Regions from separate parts of the Homo sapiens genome. Here region 2 is linked to region 1. Evidence: read pairs that join two places in POLR2A ChIA-PET (ENCODE). Cell type or tissue: PC-3. All regions are shown on one strand. Links, peaks and the distances in the headings refer to the core of each region. The heading gives the core; the rest is flanking DNA. Region 1 has its middle 12 kb from the start of ADRB2. Region 2 overlaps SH3TC2-DT (SH3TC2 divergent transcript).

Region 1 (2,912 bases), core at 111-2,610:
TAACTTCCCAGAGCCTGCAATTTTTACTGAGGTGTGGAACCTGGCCCTTAAAACTGGCTGGGCTGCTTCAAGTGGGTGTGAGATGGGGGCAAATCACACTGGGTCTTCCCACAGAAATACGCTGACCCAAGAGGAGTTAGGCAAAGTGAACAAAAACAGCCTCAGAAGAGCCTAAGCTGCCAGGAGGACAGGTATGGGAAGAGCACATGGTCCACAGCTTGGACTTGGTGATGGTGCATCTGGTGGCTGGCACAAGGACCGTGAAAGGCTCAGAGCTTTCGTTCTAAGCCACAGTTGATAGAGTCACTGTTGCTTACCAACCACATGAGCTCACCCAAGCTTGGGGCTTGTCAACAGTAAAAGCATCCTGGGGCTGTCCCTGGAGCAGGCAATTGCTTATCTGCAACTTGGGAGCTGTAGCTTCAGTGCTGGGGAGGGTTAACCCTGACTTTATAAGACAAGAATGCACCAGAAAATAGAGGAATACGTTGAGAAGAGCCCTAAGTCTTAGGAGGGTAGGAGAGTGTAGCAAAACTTGTGTTATTTTCTGAGCCTGAACATGAAGAACTGAATTCAGGTTCTCACCCAGCCATGTATTACAATTGCTCCATGTCCTTCAGCAAGTCTTCTAACTTCAGTCTTTGTATCTGTGAAATGGGAACAACCACGCTGACCTCAGAGTTGTCATGAGGATTAAACAAGATGGTAGATATATAAGCCCTTTACAAACTGCCCTCTGTAAATTCTGGGTCAATATGAGGAAATGTTATCATACACTGTCCCCTTGAGTGTTATGATCTGCAGCAGTGTGATGGATCTGGTCCCTTGCTAGCATAAAAAGGCAACCAACAAAGAGAAAAGAAGCATGTCTCCTACACAGCCTAAAGCAAAATGAAAAGAACTTCAACTTACATTATCAGATTCCTTTTAATTTTGGAAGGAAACATTTTCTAAGCTTACATTGGAAAACAAAATCTCAGTGGGTAGAAATCTTTAGAATATAAAAAAATTATAATCCCAACACTTTGGGAGGTGGAGGCAGGAGGATCGCTTGAGAGCAGGAGTGGTGAGACCAGCCTGGGCAACATAGATAGACCCTGTCTCTACAAAAAATAAAAACTAAACTAAAAAAAAAAAAAAAAAAAACTAGCTGGGTATGATGGTGTGAGCCTGTAGTCGCAGCTACTCAGGAGGCTGAGGTGGGAGGATTGCTTGAGCCCAGAAGTTTGGGGCTGCAGTGAGCTATGATTGTGCCACTGCACTCCAGCCTGGGTGAGACAGTGAGCTATCTACAAAAATAAATAAATGAATTAAAGAAAAAATCATTTGGGACCATATTTATGGCCTGTAAGGCTTTAGGTGAGCCTTTGCTTCTGCATGAATGTTTCCACTGATCTCCTGGAGACTATCACTGGCTCTGGTTAAAGCCCTTGCTGACTCTGCTAGTAAACAGGAGCAAAATGTACGTAAATATAGTTCTATTTCATTGGAGGGAAAATAATTCAGAGTATCGTGGCTCATAAATTACTTGGTGCTTCCTCTGCTGTGAGATGCTACACCCACTGAAGGGAAAATTGCTAATGTGTAAATATGTGTGTATGTGTGTTTATTGTGCCAAGGCGATGAGGAAAATAGACAGATATCTTGCCTTGAACAGGCTTTCCTACCGGGCTTTGTCTGTGTCTTCCTCCAGTGTTGCATACAGTGGTTGCTTATGGGATGCACTACTTCTAGTCCCACCACAGTCCCCACCAGGACCTGAAGACCTCTATGTTTCCCCATTGTTACTTGTGTTTAGTTCTCAGTATTACCAACTCTATGCAAAGAGTATTCCAGGCTTGGAGCTAGGCAAAGGCTTTGCTTACAACTCTGAGAGGGCACAAGGCAATCTTTATGTAACCCGGCCTGCCCAGCCTCCCCTCCTTGCCCAGGCCAAGAATAGTCAATGATCATGTTCTGGAAGAAACCCCACCTTGTCCCTGGGTACTCTGAGCCAAGAGGAGGGGGAGTAGAGCTGGTGGCACATGCATGAGGCCAAGCAGCAAAGCCCAGGGAAGCTACAAAGGCAGAGTGTTGAGGCTGGATATATCATTTCCCTAGTCCCCCCACCACTCCACCTCCAAGACTGGCTTAGGCCTAATGATACCCCATGAGGATGGTGTTCCTTGCCTCCCAACACATACCAGGTTTATATACATCGTGCATGTAAATACAGAGAGATGTATTCTGAGAGGCAGAGCTTGTGAGTGAATACTTATATGCATTTCTAAGAAAACATACGACTGGACACGGTGGCTCACACCTGTAATCCCAGCACTTTGGGAGGCCAGGCAGGTGGATCACCTGAGGTCAGGAGTTTGAGACCAGCCTGACCAACATGGTGAAACCCTGTCTCTACTAAAAATACAAAAAATTAGCCAGGCCTGGTGGCACATGCCTGTAATCCCAGCTACTCAGGAGGCTGAGACAGAAGAATCGTTTGAACCTGGGAGGCAGAGGTTGCAGTGAGTGGAGATTGCTCCTCTGCACTCCAGCTTAGGCAACAAGAGTGAAACTCCATCTCAAAAAAAAAAAAAAGAAAAAGAAAACACACACAAATGCATGCATGGACCCATCTGTGTGCACTTATCTATATGAGAATGCTTTTGTATAAGTAAGCATATCTTCAGAGATGTTCTCTCAAAATACTAATCTGAACTCTGCTGCAAATACATCAATAGCTTCTAAATGCTCTAAGGCTAAAGATCCAAATTCTTAATGCAGCTTAAAAGACTCTTCACAGTGTGACCCTGTCTGCCTCCTGCAGGCTCATCCTGCGCCCCAATATGCCCTTCCTTTCTCTGCACAGCAGCTACACTGACCTTTGCTTAATCTTTCTTACTCAGAGCTCTCCTTTCACCGCAGGCCATTTG
Region 2 (2,912 bases), core at 252-2,751, 240 kb before region 1:
TAGTCATCTCCAATTTTAGAGTAGCTTTCATAGGGAAAGATTTTTACTGGCATATGAGTCCTAGGTTGGTTGTGTGTTGGCTCTGGTTCCAGGTGGGTGCAGTAGAGCAGTCTCCATGAGGTTTTTTTCAGTTGTGATTGACATCATTGATAACTGCAGCTGAATCAGTGGCTGAGGCTCCAAGAGTTTGTAGCAGCAGTGGTGGCAGGGTCGGTTGTTAGAGCTCTCAGTGGAAAAGTCTTTGCGGGGGGGGTCCTCTTGTTTTTTTTTTTCCCACAGTGGGAAGAAGTAGCTGAGGGGATCCCTCTTGGTGTTGGGTCTGACACAGGCCACAGGCAGCCACAGTGGTTCTGTGTTCCAGACTACAGCTGCTTGGAGTAGCTGTGGAGTTTGGGTCCTGGCTTCAATGTCTTGTTGTACTGTTGTAGAACCTGTAAGGTGGGTGTTCACTCTCTGTGACAAGTGGATGAAGCTCCTGCACTAAACAGAGGACTGTTACTCTGAGCCACTCCCCAGTAGCTTGGGCCCAGGGGTCAGGTGTGTAGCTGTGACTCTGATGCTGGGGGTCAGGGCACAGCACTGGTATGGCTCTGGGGAGGAAGGAGTGTTCCAGAAACTTGGGCCTAGAGCCGATAGGGTACAGTGGCAACTCAGGCATCAGGAGAGGAAGTAGCACATCATGGTGACTCTGGACTCTGCAGAGGTGGAACACGACAGTGGCCCAGGGTGTGTAAGTCCAGGTGCAGTGGCAGAGAATTCCTAGAATGGAGGTGCACAGCTGTGGCTTGGGCTCTAGGAGGTGGGGAGCAGGGCAATGATAGCTCAATACCTTGGGGAGGTGCAACACCTCAGCAGCTCAGACTCCAGAGGGCTGGTTCAGATCCGAGAAGATGGAGCTCTGCAGTTGCACAGCCCAAAGGGTAGGGTGAAATAGAACAGCCAAGACTCTGTTTCCCTAGGGGGTAGGGCACCACATCTGCTCAGGCATCAGAGGTGCAGCTGCTCTGGTGAGACCATCTCTGGATCCCCAAGGGGCTTGGTGACACATGGGCTTGAATGCTGGGGTTGTGGCTACTCTCCTGGGCTGACACTGATTCTGAGGGGTGAGGTATGGGGTTGGTTATGGCTCTGGGGGCTCAGGTATGCTCTGCTGGCTCAGGCATGATTTACCCCTCCCTTATCCAGCTACTAGAGGGCAGGGATGTTGCCTACACTTCTCCCTGCTAGATGATTTCCTTATGGATTACAAGGCCTGCACAAAGAGGGCACTCGGTGCACAATTGTGGAATTAAATCCATTGAAATTATCAGGCAAGAGGATCTACTTTCTACATACACACATATGGTTGGGATGTTCTTTCTTTTTCACAAATGGGATCATATTGTATGCATTGTATTGCCAACTTTCTTTTCTTCTCCTTCTTCCTTGTGTAATAATGTCTTAGGGATCTTTCCTTGACTCTGTGAAGACCCACTTCATTCATTTTAACTGCTGGATAATCACTCCTGTATTGATGGGCATTTGAGTTCCTTCCACTCCTCACTATTTCTTGTGATGCTGCTGTTGGCTTTCTTGCACAGGCCTCTTGCTACACAGGTGTGAGTGTTTCTCCAGGAAAGACACCTGAGCAGGACTCACTGGATGGCAGGGCTCCTCTTTCCTGTCCCATTTACTGGGTCAGATGCTTAAAATCTAAATTTTCCTGAAAGACAAGTTGAACTTAGGAGAAATTCCTTTCCCTGGGAGTGGTAGGGAGTGTCAGTCCTGGGCTTGTATCATGAACTTGGCACACACACAGATACACACACACACACATGCATGCACACACACACACTTGATTCTATTCCAGCCTGCTCACCAGGAAACCTAATTTTAAAACAGGAACTAATTCATGTGTTTTTCAGCTGCATCAGGTCATTTATATTCTTCTCTAAACTGGTTATTCTAGTTAGCATTTTGTCTAACCTTTTTTCAAGGTTCCTAGCTTCCCTGCATTGGGTTAGAGCATGCTCCTTTAGCTCGGAGGAGTTTGTTATTACCCACCTTCTGAAGCCTACTTCTGTCAATTCGTCAAACTCATTCTCTGTCCAGTTTTGTTCCCTTGCTGGTGAGGAGTTGTGAACCTTTGGAGTAGAAGAGGCATTCTGGTTTTTGGAATTTTCAGGCTTTTTGAGCTGGTTTCTCCCCATCTTCGTGAATTTATCTACCTTTGGTCTTTGATGTTGGTGACCTTCAGATGGGGTCTCTGAGTGGACGCCCTTTTTGTTGTTGATACTATTCCTTTCAAACCAGGAACTAATTCATGTTAGCATCTTTTGTGGAAGCACACTGAACATGAAAGTCCTCATATTTGAGCTCTAGTATAGGATTTGTCACAAACCTTCCAAGACAATGTAGGACAAGGAACATAGCCTCTATGGTCTTAAATGGGTTTGGAGGAGATAAGGAGTAGAGGAATAGACACATTACTGTTCAAGGGCACTTTCGGTGCTAACCTTCCAGGGTGATGCTTTGGTTTTCTGCCCTTGACCTCAGGTTTGCCCATAGGAGACACAAAATGGGGAGTGGATGCTTTAAAAGCCAGTCAGCTTTCCCAGGTGAGTCAGAGTCAGCAGCTTGGTGACCTAAGCCCTGGTCAGCAGCCCTACCTTCTTTCCTGGAGCTACCACTGCTGGTTCCTCAGCTGACCCCTGGAGAGGGCAGGTTTCACATCTCATACAGAAGAAAGTCAGGAGGAAGCCTTGCCCAAGACTTAGTAGTCTATATTTCTGGTGGCTGCCAGGCCCCACCACCACAGATGCCTGGTTTGGTGTTTCTGACAAAGAAGTAGAGCTGAGTGGTAAGGCAAAGGCTCTGGGGTCACACTGCCTTTGTTCCAATCTGACCGGCAGACAGAACTGGAGAAAATCACT

The links. Peaks named below come from ENCODE experiments on the same cell type or tissue, not always from the same donor. Only the 100,000 strongest peaks of a DNase experiment are listed, where the experiment ranks them.
Region 2: POLR2A ChIA-PET joins it to region 1 with 11 read pairs; 2 of 35 experiments call an interaction of 5 or more read pairs at or near these places.

Annotation. Positions count from the first base shown.
Region 1 is chr5:148,837,559-148,840,470 of GRCh38, reverse strand. No RefSeq gene overlaps it. Among named protein-coding and RNA genes, the nearest start is that of ADRB2, 12 kb to the right of the region's middle. In PC-3, for the core only: no CTCF peak of the experiment used is centred there; no DNase peak of the experiment used is centred there.
Region 2 is chr5:149,073,135-149,076,046 of GRCh38, reverse strand. All of the region lies in intron 2 of SH3TC2-DT (SH3TC2 divergent transcript), which reads right to left. Among named protein-coding and RNA genes, the nearest start is that of SH3TC2-DT, 11 kb to the right of the region's middle. RefSeq lists an enhancer at 1,848-2,912. In PC-3, for the core only: no CTCF peak of the experiment used is centred there; DNase peaks (open chromatin) are centred at 1,746 and 2,616; H3K27ac peaks cover 1,913 bases.